Linked DNA regions of Homo sapiens: region 1 is linked to region 2. Evidence: chromatin loops called from intact Hi-C (ENCODE). Cell type or tissue: A673. All regions are shown on one strand. Links, peaks and the distances in the headings refer to the core of each region. The heading gives the core; the rest is flanking DNA.

Region 1 (8,343 bases), core at 168-8,167, 810 kb before region 2:
CAAGGGAAAAAAGACAGCAAGAATTCATCCCTCACAAAGCCCATTATTTTGATGTATGAGTTGAGCTTCATTCTGCTGGGGAAACTCTGCAACATGGGGTAGAATGTATGCTTCCAAGAGTGAGGGGTCTGGGTGTTTATACACCAAGTTCTTAGTAGTCATCGGTTGAGGATTGCACCTGAAAGGTGCAACTCGCCAGCATTCCAAACCTGCTATGTAAGTGGCAAAATGTGCCATGGTGGCCACAGAAAACCCTCAGGCAAGTGGAGGCAGGAGGTGCCAGTTGGAATTTGGCTGGTGTACATGCAGATGGTAGGACTGAAGGCACATGTGGCTGCCAGTGACACCACCCTCCTCAACATCCCCACCATCCCATGAGCAACCTTGAAATAAAAGTCATCATTCCCATGATTGAAAACTATATGTACATCTGCCCCATCCAGGAGCCTAGTTTACTTTAGGTGTATGTGGGATTTCAGAGCTGGGCCTAAAGGGATGGGTATAAAAAAGGGATAAACCATAGTGGTCCCCAAACACCAAGCTCTGCTGACTAGCTGAGTGAGCTAAGACTTGCTTTGTTCTTTAGAACCTCACTTCCCTCTTGTGCAAATTAAGAAAAATGTCTTTCCCTATCCTCCTCCACTTATCATGTCTTAAGATGAGACTTCATAAAACGAAAGGACTAGGCAATGTGACATTGGTGGAGCAAAGGGCTTTGCAGATAGCTAACTGGCTCTGCTCTTGCAGGATGCTTTCTAAGTTTTAGTTTCCTCATCTGTAAAATGAGAAAAATAATATCTACTTGATAATAAATGTTGTGAGAACTAGGAAAGATGGAAACAGAATCTTGCACTATGCCAAATAAATGATAACCATTGTTAGGGAAAGGTGGAATTATTTGATAAGACATTCTTTATCTGTGGCTTATGCACAGGATTCCTCAGTTCATGTGAATATAAAAAGTCTTGTTAATGGTGAAGTGCTGAAAATATCAGTTTAAGTCAGTCCTGTTTGTCCTCCTAAAGACTTACTCCAGGCAACACTTTTCCGAGATTTTCTTCTTCCTTTCTCGTATCTCATTCACCTCTTCTCACAGCAGTTGGCTCCTGTGGGAGCCCAGGAACTGGCAGGGCTGTCTGTGGGAATGAAAGACTTTGAGGGAAGACCAGCATCTTTCAGACATTTTCCTTCAGAAGAAATGCAGACAATCCCAAGGAAGCCGGCTTTCTGTGAATTAACCTCATCCTACTCCCCATGGGTCATTTTCTTTGGAAATCTATTCAACAGTCGATGTCATTAGCACAACAGATTGCTTGTTAATTCTTGGACCAACAGCCAGATTTCAGATTGCCTTTTGTTTTACAAACTCTTCTTTGTAAGAAAATAAAAAGAATAAAACAAAAAAAAAAATGAGGTTTTGGTTCCAACCCCAGAGAGACCCACAATGTATTCATTTCAGGCCTAGCTTTTGAGGTCAGATCCAGAGAACTCCTGCCATTTGGATGCCTGGACATCTACAGGGAAAGAAGAAAAAATACATCGATTCTTTTTTGTAAATGGTGAGCAAAATGAAGAACATTTTCCAGCCAAAGAAGAAATACAACTTATGAAATTGATCAACTCAGTTGCCACTAGTGAGTGAGAAGTGTAAATGTTTGCACTCAACTTGGAGACAGCCTTAAAAATATATCTAGTAATTTCCCCAGAAACCTGAAACTTAGGCCATCCCTAGGCCAAATTTGGCAGGTACACTTTGTTTTCAATGTTTCCAGCATCTGTTTTCCTGATGTTTTCAGAACCCAATTCCATGTTACCCCAATGTGCATGCAGACACACACACTCACACACATGGTTCTTAAGTGATCCTCACTAGCTTCTGGTTCTTTTCCTATTGAAGAGATTATAGCCATAAAACTAGTGGCTTTCCTTTTTACTGTCATCCACCAATGAAACCATGAGACTCTATGTTCACCTTGTGGCCTCTACAGCATAATTTCCCTGAGTTGGATGAAAAAGTCTTGGACCTTGAGGAGTGCCCCTGGCTGAGGGTATGTAGCCCACTAAGTCATTTGGCACATTTGGGACCATCCATATCATGAGTGTGGGCAAATGTGGGATGAGGAATGCAGATCTTCCTTTTTTTTTTTTTTTTTTTTTTTTTGCGAATTCTGATTCACCTATTTGGACTTTGGAATGAGTTGGACAGGACATTTACAAATGTGTCGTAATTGAGATTGCCTCTGGTTTGCTTTGTCTGGGTCAGACCCAATCAACTTGACAGATGAGTGATACCACTTTGGGAAGCCAAGCTGACAAGAGCTCTGGAAATGGAGAAGGGCATCATTTATGAACAGTCATTCTCCTCCTGCCAAGCAGGGATGCACTCGATCACTTGTGGTTTATGTTGTTACTCAAGGAAACAAATGCTAATCAACTCTCCCTCTCCAGCAACTTGCACCAGGATTATTTTCTCCATCTCTCCACTGGGAAGCCAGGTCATGCTCAACATGGAGCATGTTATCTGGGGTCTATTTTAAAAGGCAAACTGATCTCCTCATCCTATCTTGAAAGAACAAGAGGGTTTTTGGAATCATAAATTTTCTTTACTATGACTGTGACAATGTGGGAGCCTTACATGCCTTTTGAATCCTCAAGGAAACTTGCTGATGGTCAGTGACATTTTCATGGTGTATATTGTTATGCTATTTTTTTTTGTTGTTGATTGGGAAACAATTTATCAAGAGAGGAAATTAGTGTACTTTAAGGGATACTGGTTGGGGAACGTGAGGACATGGATGCTAATCTGTAGGCCTGCAAGGGTTTCAATTTCAACACCTGTAAAATAAGTAGGTAAGCTCATCCCTAAGACTCTCCCAGCCCTAACAATCTAGGAATTCACCTAGCTGTAGTAACAAAAACATTTAATTAAGCAGAATTTTCCACTTCCTGCCTCTGCCAGATAGATGAGAGAACTTACTATATGAATTGAAAGTATTAAGCCAATAAGAAAAACCTACCCACATCTGAGACTGCCTTATGTTTGTTGATGTCAGGACAAGAGTTATTGTGAAGAATCAGAGAAGGACGTAAAAAAGAACAATGCGTACCTGGCAGATTTTGTATATCATTGCATTACAATTTGCCAAAGTGTTCTTGAAAGCTAAATCTTCCATTACATAACTTTTCATTACTTTGTTAAAAATGTTCCAGTTGGGTTGGCATGTTTTCCGATTTTCCTTGCTTCAAAGATAAGCACATTGTCAAAAATTAGAGTAAAATTCCTAGGTATTTCTGAATTTAAAAGGTTGGGGTTAAGAAAGAGATGCCAAAAGAGAAGGCTGAGAAAAGCGTTATTTAAAATATTTAGAAGGTAAGATAGAGGTAAGATAGTATGTGCCTTGGATAATGAGTTGACAGTTAATTTCAAAAACCTTACAGTCCCAAAATAGGTAGCTCTCCATCTGCAAGGGTTTGGAAAATTAAGGGCCAAGCTGGGATCAAAACTGAAGCATGCATGTTGGGCCTTTTTCTGTGCAGACTTGAGTCTTAGTTCTTTTCACTCATTGGCAGCATATACTGTTGGCCTTGGGGGACACAGCATTCCCACAAGCTGGCAGGAAGAGTGCTTCTTCTCAATTCTGATCACAAACGGGTGCCATAGCCTGGTATTTATTTTAAAATAAAGAAACAAACAAAAGAATTAATTTTCTCCTCCAATGGCTTATACATGATTCATGGCAACCGAACTTAAAGGCTCTTTTTAAAAAAAAAAAAAAAAAAGCGCTTAAGGTGCTGTTAACTAAAAATCTACACATAGAATTCAGGCAGGAGAATTATTAACCTATGACACACCTCTCAGCTCTATGTATATGGAGAATTTCAAAGTGAATATGTGGAAATTTAACTTTCCTGCATCTGAACAAGGATATAACTATGCTTACAAAACTTTTCAGAGATTTTTGCTTTACAAGTACTTTTACTTGAATAATACAATTGACCATTGGGAAAATAAGCTCCCATTAGTGAAGACAAAGATTATTTTGGAAGAAGCAGCCTGGAATGGATTATCTTATTTGTGAAAGCTTTTCTAAAATGAACGTGACTCATTCATACACTCAAATAAATACAATTAATTTACCTTTTTAAAGGGTTGTCTTAGCAAAGGCTTGATTTTCCTATTCTTTAGGAAAAAAATGTGTATTTCAGTTCAGTTGGGCATCTTTTCTAGAGTACCTGAAGAGATATATTATACTATTGTCCTCCAGGGGGCGATAAATCTTCAGCAAAGCTTCAGTCTCACTGGAAAGGTGAATTCTCAATTCAGTTCGTAAAAGCAGACAGTCTGGCTTCCTTCTTGCTGGGATGCAGGAATTCTTGGGCCTATATCCTGAATTTTACATCTAGGAGTTACCTCAGGCTTCTAGACTAGATCTAACACTTTTAGCAAGTTTGGTGGGGTTGGGGTGAAAAGCCCATGGCCCTGGGGTGTGTGTACCATGAGCAGAGCCTGGCCACAGTGCTCTGCATGCCTCGCCACAGGTCCTGGATTAGCTGACCCTGATTGTCCCTTGCAATAAATAAACATTTAAAGAGACTATTGCTGCCTAGGACCTCTAGGGCTTTCCGAGAGCAGAAATATTAGGCCCAAAGATACCCTAACTTGGGTTGGAGAAGGCTAAGTGTCTCAAAAGGGCAGAGGTTCCCTCTTACCTACATAAATCTCACAAAGGGCTATTTTTGTGCTATTTGAAAAATAAAACCATCATGTAGGAGGCTGCAAAACTCTAGGTCTGAGGAATCAGCAACTTTAGGTAGTAAAGTTGATGACCATAAGGCAGCACAGTGGATAAAATGTTCATAGGTTCTGGAGTTGACAGACTGGGTTTCAATGCCTGCTATGCTTACAAACTCTGTATTAATTACTTAACTCCTGTGTCTCTGATTCTCATTCACAAAAGACTGTCTCATAGGGGAGTTTGTAAGGACTCATTAAGATACTCCAAAGAAAGTACTTGGTGCATAGTAAGTGTTCCATAAATGCCATCAGTTCTATTATTCCTTAGTCTGGAACTGAGATCTCTACTATATAGTTCCAGCCTTGTTTCTCACTTCTTTGCATGGACTCCTTCATCCCAAACACCTCCCTATATGGTATCCCTCTGCTTCTTCTATCTTCCTTGTCTACATCATCACCTTATGAGATCCCACCCAAGTTTTAAAGATTATCTGTAATGGTACCTTAAAACCAATAACTTCCACACAATTCCCTACTCTTAAGAACCAAATGTGCTTTCTCCTATCTATCTCTGGCCAATGACAAGGACACAATATCTTGATTGTATGACAGATGCCAGGAGTATATATATTTTAAAACTCAGAACTGTGTACTTAACCTAGGTGCTTTTTTTAACAGAAAATTATAACTATAAACCAACTCAGTAGGAACATAATGTGAAGACCTTTCTTTGGAGACAGAAAGATCTGATTCAAATTTAAGAAGTTCTAATACTTTCTACCTGGCAACTCAATGAAGCTCTCTTACTTGAAGTTTTTTCCTATGTAAATAGAGCAGCTGTCACTTTCTTCTCTTGTTGTGAGAGTTTACAGGACACAATAATAGCATAAAAATGCCTCTCACAGTGCTTGCACCCTGTTGATGCTACATGATTACGAGGACCTTCCTCCCTAGCATAACCATTTCTGTATTTGTCACACACACCTCAGTCCACCAGAAAGTAATCTTGAGTACAGGCTATGTGCTGTCTTTTTCTTTTCCATTTTGTCCAGCATAGAGCAAAGGTACAATAAGTAAGTATTTGGATTCAATAGCTAATTATATCTATTTTTGAAGAGTAAATGCCAAAAGGCATCCTGACTTAAGCCTCTGAAGGATGCCACACTTGTGTATAACCACCTAGTAAAGCTCAGTATTTTAGAGTCTGACAGACACTTAACTCGGCCAGTAATTCAGCTACGGCTCCCCAGTGTACAGTAGGGCTTAATAACACATTTTTTCATTGTGATAGTTCTTTGAGTTCATAAAGGTTGTCTGTTTTTCTTTAGAGCAAGTAGAATGACTATACTGTTTTCTTGACCAATAAGTCACTCTGTTTTCCATGGTTCAAAGTTAAGCTTTTATTTGCTTTTAAATTAAAAAAATAAATTTCATTATTAAATAGTGAGATGGATCTAACTAATGTTCAGATAGTAGCTTACTCAGAAATATACCATCGGGGGTACAATTAAGGGGTGGATCACCTAAACTCAAATTATTTATGTTGTAGTGTTTGTTAAAAGTTCAGCAGTGGCATAATTCAAAAGAAACTGAAATACAAAGTTTCAAATGTTTACAATGGATGGGAGAAGTAAACCACTTATTTCTACTGCAATCGCAAACTACTTTCTTTCTTTCTCAATGACAGTCAGTTTGGACACTATACCACAGTGCTAATATCATCAGGTTCATCTGCTTTCTTCTGCCTGCTTGGCAGGGATTTCAAGTATTCGAGGTGTCTCCGGGCATCCTCCTGATTTTGCCTCACATAATATACCACATATGAGATCACCATAGTGAACCAGCCAAACATGGTGACCAGCATGGCATAATCGGTAGTTTTTTTAGGGAGGTTACAAAGGTCAGCGTCGTTGGCAGCATTGAGGAATGGTCTGCCAGCATGTTCATCCAACACGGACGTTTTACAGATCACGTTGTGGGCTGTCTCATGATTGGACGCCATGCTCCTCAGAACTTGCTGTAGAGTACAGTCGCAGTGCCAGGGGTTGTTGGCAATTCTGGCCCTGGCCTTCAGGTTATTGAAGGCATTTTTGTGCACACTTTGAATCCGATTGTCGGACAAGTCCAGAGTCTGCAAGGTTTCAGCTACTCCTTTGAAGGCATGCTCATCGATAAACTCAATGCCATTTTTGGACAGGTTGAGAACTCTCAGTTGATGGAGGTCCTTAAAAATTTCATTGGGAATAGATGTGATCTGATTGGAGTCCAGATACAGTAAGACTGTTTCAGGAGGAAGATCTCTAGGTATTTCCTTGAGATTTGCATTGCTACAGGTGACATTTAAACCCCCAGAGGAAGAACAAAGACAGCCCTTGGGACACATACTGGCAGAATGAAAGCACAGTATCATAAGAACAAAACTTTGTAGGAGGAGACACATGGAGAGGGAACGGGTTAACCACAGGTCTACCAGATTCATGCTGGAATGTCAGCATAATCACGAGCCCATTCCTCATCTACTCCAACAAGCGTGGTAAAGGTTCCAGCCCTGTCCACACTATTGATTTCCTTCTTGCGTGTTTCAAAAGGCTGCAGCTAACACATGTGTCTCTTCATTATTTCTTTCCTTGCTTGGGCACCTAAAGGAAAGAGAAACAGATGCAATTAGTTCCTTTGCAAAGGGAGGTACATTGTAATGAAAGGTGTTCTCAGGTGTCTGGCATTCTGCTTGAGCAGGGGGGTTAGTTATGCAGGTAATTTCCATCAATGCCACTGGGAGTTATCTGCGAAATGGGAGTCTCCTGTTCAAATCCCAGGTGCTGGGGGAGAGAACTGTGAACATATGAAGATATTTCTGAGTTCTGTTGCCTGGTTTTCAGTTGGATAGAATGAGAACAAATACTCCCTATTTCTCTGCTGCTCTCCACATCCTGGACCCCTTCGAATTCTACAGAAATAAAATTTAATTATGTCTCTCACCCTTTCTGAGATAACAGATGCATTAATGTAATTTAGTCCTGCACTTGGGCAGCAATGAGAAATAATACCAATATTTCATGGTTAATGACTATAGACAGGGATATCTGTCATGGCTTTTGAATGGATGCCCAATTTGGAATATTGTCTCTAAAGAAACATCTTACTTGAATTAAGAAAATAATAAATGCATTCCAACAAAATATTGCTAGAGGCTGACAACCAAGAACCTCCAGGATAGTTGCCTTCCTTGTGACCTCTTTAAAGTACATTATACCTGGGAGGATGCTTTTAACTGAATTTCCAGAGGATCTTCTCTCTCTTTTCTAAGGACCATATCCCCTTCCCAATAAATGCTTAAATATGGCACACACCTCCATGACTTTTTTATATAACAAGAGAATTAAGAAATACTGTCTTTGAAGACTTCCCCAATAGACTTCACTCTCCATATGTTGCATGTTGCATACATATACTGTTAGTGTTGGCAGGGGCTACAGAAATTGCAAAATTAAGTGATGAACAAAGTTATGAAACTTACTCGACAGCAGAGATAAGAATATAAGTTAACTCTCAAAATTACCCTTTAATATAGAGAAGAAAGCACACATCTTTGGGACCAGTTCACAAAG
Region 2 (8,343 bases), core at 320-8,319:
CAAAAACAACAAGGCAAACACAATGAGGAATGGCAAATAACAGAGTCCCAGTGTTGGGAAGAAAATGGACAATAATGAGGCCTGTGGCAAAATCAATTTTCCTTCCCTATCCTAATAAAGCAACTGCTACTGAGCAATGGCTTATCTTTTTCACACAAGCACAGCCAGCATTTTCAGATTTTTCTCATTTTTCCAAAGATGGTGTAATTCAGATTTTCACATGAAATCTCTTGATTTTTTAAATTTTGGCAATCATAGCAGAGACACGATTGTTGCTACCTCGCAGCCATTCCTGACCCACTTAACCATCACTCACCTCCTGTTGCAAAGTCTGAAAAATCTAGTCACTCACTTTCCAAGACCTCCTGTTTCTAGTAATGGCTATGCATCAAAGTTTTGGCCCTTAAGGAATAAAGAATAGTTATCTGGGGAGATTGTAAAGAAAGTTGTTCCAGAAAGATTTTTTCTCTTCCCTGATAAAAGATGAGAGTGACATGAGGACAGATCATATTCACTATTTTGGCTCTCACCCTACATTTGCCTTTAGTTAAAGTCATTTATGTGACGTTATGCCTGGAGATGTGGTAGCCATTTTACAACCATGAGGGTAGAACAAGAGAATCATGGAGATGCCAACCTAGAGCTCTAACATAGTTAAGCCACTGATCTAATTCTAAACACATCTATCACTATTATTTTTAATGAGATGATAAATTCATTTATTAGCTAAAAATTGTGTAGAATTTGTTTATAATACTGTCAAGAATGCCTAAAATGTTCTAGCTCTTAACTGGGCTTATAAAGATTCAGTGTGACATCTTTCAAAAATTTCCACCATAGGTCACATGAATCTCTTTATTCACTCTTCTATTATAGTTTGGGTCATACCATACTGTTTAGAACTTTTTTGATAACTGTGTTATGGGTGGTGATTATAAGCTGTTAGACAGCTAAGCCATTTATGCCAATTTATCTGGGAAAGAAGTCATAGCAAATGGAGCATCTTTAATCACAATGGCCAATTTAAGTGATGGTGCTCCAACTTCAGAGGAGAAGCATGTATTTGTGTGAGAATCTCCTAAGAGATTTGGCTTTTCTTCCTGGAAAAATGCACTTTCTCACATCACACTGAGTTCTGAGTATACCTCCGTGGGCTTCACAGATTCCCAATCAGTTCAAGGCAAATTTAGAAGGAAACTTATTAGACCTGGGAAACAGTGAATGGGGACTGGGAGCAGAATCCAAAATAAAGTTTGGGAATAGAGAATAATCATTTTCCATAAAAATGTCTCTGTGGCCACCTGAGATAAACTCAATGATAAACAGACTTTCTATGATCTGTTCTCTGTCTTCGGATACAAATACAGCCTCAAAAAGGCAAGCCTTACATTACCTGATCATCTAATTTTATAGGTATAATACATAGCTATAATGTATAATACTGGGAAAAAATAAGCCAGTTTAAGAAGACATTCAGCAAAGAGGTAGAGAGAAAAAGAGGCTCTTGGTTTTGCCCAATCTGAGCATCAGACTCTTGACATATAATAATCACTGGGCAATGTCTCTATACGCCTCTTTCTGGAAGGAGCTTTAACATGGACTTTGAATTAAATAAATTTAAGTGTTACTAATTTTGTGTCAAGACTAGTTTTCTCTCGATTCTCTAGGCTTAGAGTATATATTTCTATGTTGATTTGTGTCTTAAATAAATAGCAAGAATTTTACTGCAGTATTGGTACAAAACTCTGCTCAGTGAAGCCAAGGGATCTGACAGGCAAAGTTCCAATCTCATCTTGGCACAGCCAACCAGCCAAACAGCATGTAACACTGTGATAATTTGAACATTTTCCTTTTCGAAAGCATATGATTCACAACAGTGTTTTTCTCTATCTAGTTTTTATCTCTCCTGAATCTCAAACATCTTCTTAAGTAAGGACTATTTCACAATCCTATTAAAAAATGGAAAAGCTGGTCACCTTAGATGAAAAAATATTAATGTAGTCCTAAAATTTCCTGAAGGAGAAACATATAAATATAGAAATATCTTCAAATATCTAGAGATTACTTCTTCTTGAGTTTACCAAATTCCGTTCTGAATATTTTGAGTTTGACTAGTGATGAGGACTTACAGCCTCTGGATAAAGCCAATGAAATCTGGATGTTTCTAGCTAATTAAGGAAAAAGCTCCCTTCAAAATTTTTAAATGAGAGGAAGCCTTGGATATAGCATTCGCTTTCTGTAGAGAGAAAATAATTTGCTAAGTGAAAAAAAGGAATTTCCAGAAAGAAATTACTAACATCATGTTCGTTTAAATTATTTTTAGACTCAGCATTAAAGACCTTTTGTTGTCATGTGTAAGCCAATGAGCACAAGATTAAATGCTGAGTTAACAAAAGTTAAACTGACTTTTCATCGTTTACTTACATCTTTAGTTACTTGGAAACAAAAAAAAATGATTTTTTGAAAAATAATTCCTTGAAGTCATGCAATTTAATGTAATATAGGAAGTATAAACAGAACATTTTCAATAAACTTCTCATAAACATTGCTCATCCAACAGCAATGCCCCAAGATTAGTTCAGTCATCACCTGATTTGTCCTGTGTGCCCATCTTTCACAATACCCCAGGACAGACAAAACTCCTAGAAAAGGAATGTGGAGCCCTAGAGTTTGAGACCTCCTGAGCTGGAAAAGTACTTGATGACATTATAATGACATTACAAAAGCTTTATACTATGAAAGCCACTAAAGAGCCTGAGTCCTCAAAGAATTGCCCATCAATGAGATCAGATAAAGGCAACATTGAAGAAACATCCTTGCATACTGGAACTTTGCCCTCTAGCCCCATCTCTGCTCTGGTATTTATTATTATCCATGCTTGTCATTGCCGTCCTGGAATCTAAATTATCAATTTAACATAGTGTATATTAGTGGGTTTGTAAAACCTAAATTCAGTTCAATTTTTCTGCATAACAAATCATCTCAAAACTTAATGGTTTAAAACAATCCTGTATTAGGACTCAAGAATCTCTAGGCCATCTAGATGGTTCTGCTCATTTGCCCAGGCTTGGCTAATCTTGGCTAAGCTCTTTCACATGTCTGAAGCCTTGCCTGGGAAACTGGGTTGACTCCTTGCTGGCCCACATGGTATCCCATTCTCCATCAGACTGCCCAGGCTTGTTCACATGATGGCTGGCAGCATTCCCAAAGAAAGAGTAGAAACCACACGGCCTCCTGAGGCCAGGCTTCTAAATCACACTTAGTTACTTCTCTGCATTCTATTTGTCAAGGAAAGTCATAAGTCCAGCCTAGGTTCAAGTTTTAGAGAAACAGAATGTACCTTTTTATGGGAGAAGCTGCAAAGAGAAGGGATCGCATTGCAAAGGGAAGGGTATAGAAAGAGATGAAGAATGGCAGCTATTTTTGCAGTATGACACAGAAACAAGTAACTCTTCTAAGCAAAAATGTTGTTTCTTTGTTGGGGGTTAATTTGGAAGGAGGGGAGGAATGATTTCTAACACCAAAGGGTCTTCACCAGTTGAGGCATATTAGCCAGGTAAAGCCAGGCTTCCAGCTCACCAAACTCACCAGTTTTCCCCTCTGCATTCTGTTGCCAAGCATGCCCATTCCCATCCAACAATCTTTAAGTTCACACCCAGGAAGGAGAGTTTGGAGGACAGTATTTGTTGAAAAATACTTTAGGCAGCCTCTGGCCTGGAATGCATCCACTGAACTGGAAGATTCAGTAAGTTGCTACAAAAATAAAATGCTCAGTGAACAAATGAATGCTTGGCTCCTTCTAATGAAAGGGGCTGGAGAGCTCAGGAACTGGCAGAAAAGGTCGGTGCAAGAACAGAGTCCTCAAGACAGTACTACCAACTCGCAGCAAGACTCCAAGTCCTCAGGGAAAAAGAGGAGGAGAAGAAAGCCCCTGACAGAAGGAAGCAGGATACCCGTGAAAACAAAGAGAAGATGAAAAAACAAAGAGGCAATAGAAATCTGGAAGACCAAAAATAAAACGTCTGAGTTTTAAGAAAGTTTAAAAATACTAGTTTTTCTAGAAAATAAATTACTAGTATGCATGCCAACTTTCCTGATAATATATCTATAATATTTGGATATATAACAACAAAAATAAATAGTTCTTTGATATTGGAAGGGTTTTTCCCAAGCTATCAATTACTCAGTCCTACTCTTTTTCTTCTATTTCCTCCAGTCTAGGGTTCTTTGTCAGATAAATGGAGACTCACAGAAATCCAATAATAAAAGAAGATAGCAGGGAATAGTAGACATTATTGACTACTATATATGAAAAGTTTTATCTATGTTAAATGTTAGCATCCTAACAATCCATAGAGGAAGATATCATTGTATCCCTTTGACAAACTCAAAACTTTAGGATTAGAAATGTAAACTAACTTTCACAAGGTCACCCATTTGGGATGTCTTGATTCACACCCATTTCTGCTTGCTCTCAAAGTCCGGTTGCTTAACAAGTTTTCTTAAAACTCTGAAACCAATTAAAGGCCTTTGTTTCGGTGTTGGGATAACCAGCACCAGCAGGACTGTTGAGCTGGCAAGCTGATGTGTCAGGTTAATGACAGATCCTAGGCTTGAACCCCTTCTGCCACCTTCTGGTCTAAGGCTTTCCCTCACATCACACTCCTAAGCAGGGAAATTCAATCAGTTAATTTATTCATTTATTCCAAATTTGCTTATCTGCAGCTGCTGTGTCCCATGTGCTGTGTGAGGTGACACAGAGGGAACAATACACAGAGTTCCCAGCACTCATGGAACATAAGACCCGGCAGTCCCAAGATAAATGCTGGATTGGAAGGAAGCCTAAAACAGGCAAAGTTTGGGGACTCAATTATCCACACGATTCTTAATTCTTCCTTCTTTCTTGTTCCTTTGATGTTTTGTTCTTCATTCCTTAGGTCGCCCCTTTCACAGTGCTTTATAACAGCAGACTTTATACAGTGTTATTCAATGACTCAAACAGAACTGATTTGAGTTCCCACTCCCCACATTCAAGACTTTCTTCTGTAATTAAAGGTCTGAAATATACTGAAAACAACAGCTCTGAAGTTCTGAAAGTCCTGAGTACAGTACCTATTATCACAGCAGTTCCCTAATCCCTTCAGTATGGTAGTAAAACTCATTGCCAGGAATTTTTCTCCATAGGGTGCTTACTGAAATATCTCATTTTTGCTGTAGTTTGATGTTTTTTTGTTTCTTTAGCACTATGCTAATATGTCTAGAGGGAGTTAGGCTAGAGTAATACCTCCAGAGAGCAAAGCTTGAGACAAAGGCTGGGTGCAGATGGTTTGAAGAGAGGCAGCCCCAGAAAGCAGAAGTGAGGGAGTAGGGAAAAGACAGTACAATCCATGTGTTAATCTGCTGATTATTGCTGTGGGCAACTACAGCTCACTCTCACTGAGGCTCCTCTGGGGAATGGCGTGGGCCATATCTCAGATTTGTCTCACCAGAGGACAAGAAGCCTGAGACATTTATGCACTGATTCCCACCAGCCTTTGGAGCAAGCCTATCTCATAGGGCATTCGCTTCCCCAAGCTTCCAGGTTGTGTCTGTATATGACTGATCAGCCTTCTGCGCTTTCACAAAAAGCACTCCAAGGCAGCAGAGAGAGGTCACATCCTGTGCTTGATGAGGGATGCTGTTAACTCACATGGAGCTGTCCACCTAAGCTGCACTAAAATCAGGTGGGCTAACAGGATGAAGCTCGGTGCATCATAAGCGTCTGCTAGAAGTAACGTCGATGTTTTTAAAATGGTAATAAGTATAGATACAATTTAGTAACTTGTAATTTACAAAGTGCCCTACACATACATAATTTTATCTGATTCTCACAGTAGCCATACTATGAGATTGGCATTATTATTATTATCACATTTTCCTCATGACATTCTGAGGATAAGAGAAGTCAAAAATGGTAAGAATATCCCATCCTACTTAGAGTTCTAATCTGCTTCTGCCAATTATAATTGATTGAATCAGAATATATTAGTTTGAATCATCAATACACCCTACACCTACTGACTTGAAAATGCTACACAGAATTTTTTAATTTTCAAATTGTTTCAGAACCACAAACACCTGCACTAATAATGCTCCAGAGAAAAGTCATCAACAACTTACATTCTTCTTATCTTACAATACATAAATTAGAACTATAGAGTCCAAGAAATAATTAACAGGTTCCGGTTTATCTTAAAATAGTCCCCAGTATAACTCATGTGGCAATTCCAACAATATGAATGTTTATTACTCATGCCAAAAATCCTCCATAGAAATCTGTTGCTGAAAACATTATGTGGCCATGTTCCCATATGCAGATACGCTTGTTTTTCTCTGTTTCATGCCAGGGTACTTAATCCAGTCATCATAATAATTGCTGTTTTCTCTGCCCTCTTTATATAATTATTAGTGTATGAATCTGAAAGAAACTTGAGATTTTTAAGAATATAGGAAAATCTACCAGAAACATTAATAGAATCACTCCCACATTTCACTTCTCTGATCTTTGCTTTTTCAAAAAATAGGCAACTAAGTACATTTCTCCTGAAATGTCACTGTGCATTTAAAAATATTCCAAGATGATATTTATTTTTATCCCTTATCCTCTCTGTAGCCAAATCTTACTTAGCAAATTTTGTACTTTGGTAATACAATCATAACTTCATTTACTTTGCCTACTAGCAAATATGCATATGTAACTCACAGTCCTTAAAAATAGAGTAGGTGATTTAACCTATAGAATGTGAGTTTATTCCAAATAACAGTAAAAGCACAGTAAAATTTTTGAAAAAAGAGAAAATATCCACTCTATAGGTCTGCCTTCCTGTCATAAAGTGAAAAGACAAAATTTTCCTAGTTCTTCTTAATAATAAAATCTGTTTACTACTATTCCCAAACAATTCTGTTAAATGGTGTGATGGAGTAACATTCCCACCAAAAGACAAATATATCTGTGTCACCATTTTCAGTTTCTTGATTATAATTATTTCTTACTGCTCGGCTTTGATGTATTTTGCAAACCACATCAGGGCCAGAGAGCCTCCTACCAACTTCCTCTCAATGTTTACAGAAAGGTTTACTATGTCTCTCTCTTCATCCTTTGATATCAGAAAGGTTCAGTCTACAAAACCAGGAGGATTAAAGGGCTGCTTATTAAGAAATTATTAATAACCAAGTTCTGAGCAAAGTCAACACATCAAGTTTGACAGATTTGTACGTGCCTCTAATATATTTGCTTAACTGCAGAGAAATGTTTCACCCAAGCGATCAAGCAAATAACTCATTAAAATGTTCAAAAGACTAAACAGCTTTTATTTTAGACTAAACTAATGAGAAGCAGTTGTTTTCCCACCATATGCGTGAAAACTTCAAGCATCACTTGAAGAAGGCAGATTTGGATCTTCTAGTCTACCTTAAATCCTGGTGGGATAAAGAAGCTTCCAATATTGTTGCTGAGAATCAATTGGTTTTCACAACAAAAGTACAAAACAAAGGTTAAGTTCTAATGATTGCAAAAACAAGGAACTGAAGTTGCCTACAGAAAGCACAGCAATGGGAATACCATAGTACATTCCACATGTCATCCTAGGACATTATTCTTGAAACTACCTATTTCAGTTGGAAATTACACTTTGTACCATCATATTTCTAATACTTCCAATAAATAAAGCTTCTTTGCAAGTGAAAACATATATAATCCCATTAGTAGAGTCAAAAAACATCTTATCCAGTATTTTGGGGTAGCTATACTTAGATAATAGACCACCCCTTATTTCTAGTTTCACTCATTTATGCAAATATAAAAAAGTACCTACCATGTGCCAGGTACTCTATGATGCACTGGAGATAAGAAAATAAAGAATGTATAGTCTCTGAAGTGGAGGAGAATCACTATGCAACAGAAGACGTAAACAGATGAAAACCACGGCAAGTAAAACATGCCCCAGTGAAGCTATAGGCTAGATGCGATGAGAGACCAAAGGAGGCAATAATTTAGCCTCTGACCAAGGAATTCCTGTTCAATAGGGAAGTGATTTGTCCTCAGGCTTAAAAAACAAAGGTGCTCGCCAGGTCCAGGAGTGAGAGGTGAGGTGTCATTTAAGGCATATATACATATACAAACTCAAACACACAAACGCATAGAAATGTACAGCCTCAAATAGGTAAAAATATCTGGGGTTATACAGCCTTCACATATGTCTAAATCTACGCATTTAACAGATTACAAACTAGCATCTCTATCTCTCAGCTCCATTTTCCTCTCTGTAGACTCTATACTGAGGCTGACATCCCCTTCATGGTGGC

The links. Hi-C counts contacts between places; a loop is a spot of excess contacts. Peaks named below come from ENCODE experiments on the same cell type or tissue, not always from the same donor. Only the 100,000 strongest peaks of a DNase experiment are listed, where the experiment ranks them.
Region 1: it touches region 2 in a loop (5-fold over the local background); 37 of 110 quality-filtered maps call a loop at or near these places.

Annotation. Positions count from the first base shown.
Region 1 is chr3:26,708,544-26,716,886 of GRCh38, reverse strand. LRRC3B (leucine rich repeat containing 3B) reads right to left here. Exons shown (of 2, transcript NM_052953.4): 2 at 6,111-7,374. The coding sequence starts at 7,214. The coding sequence ends at 6,435. Among named protein-coding and RNA genes, the nearest start is that of LRRC3B, 90 kb to the right of the region's middle. In A673, for the core only: CTCF peaks have their summits at 4,038 and 4,240 (motif pointing right); a DNase peak (open chromatin) is centred at 4,286.
Region 2 is chr3:25,900,746-25,909,088 of GRCh38, reverse strand. All of the region lies in intron 1 of LOC124909357 (a long non-coding RNA gene), which reads right to left. Among named protein-coding and RNA genes, the nearest start is that of LINC00692, 31 kb to the right of the region's middle. RefSeq lists an enhancer at 2,360-3,025. In A673, for the core only: a CTCF peak has its summit at 4,651 (motif pointing left); DNase peaks (open chromatin) are centred at 4,658 and 5,178; H3K27ac peaks cover 1,041 bases.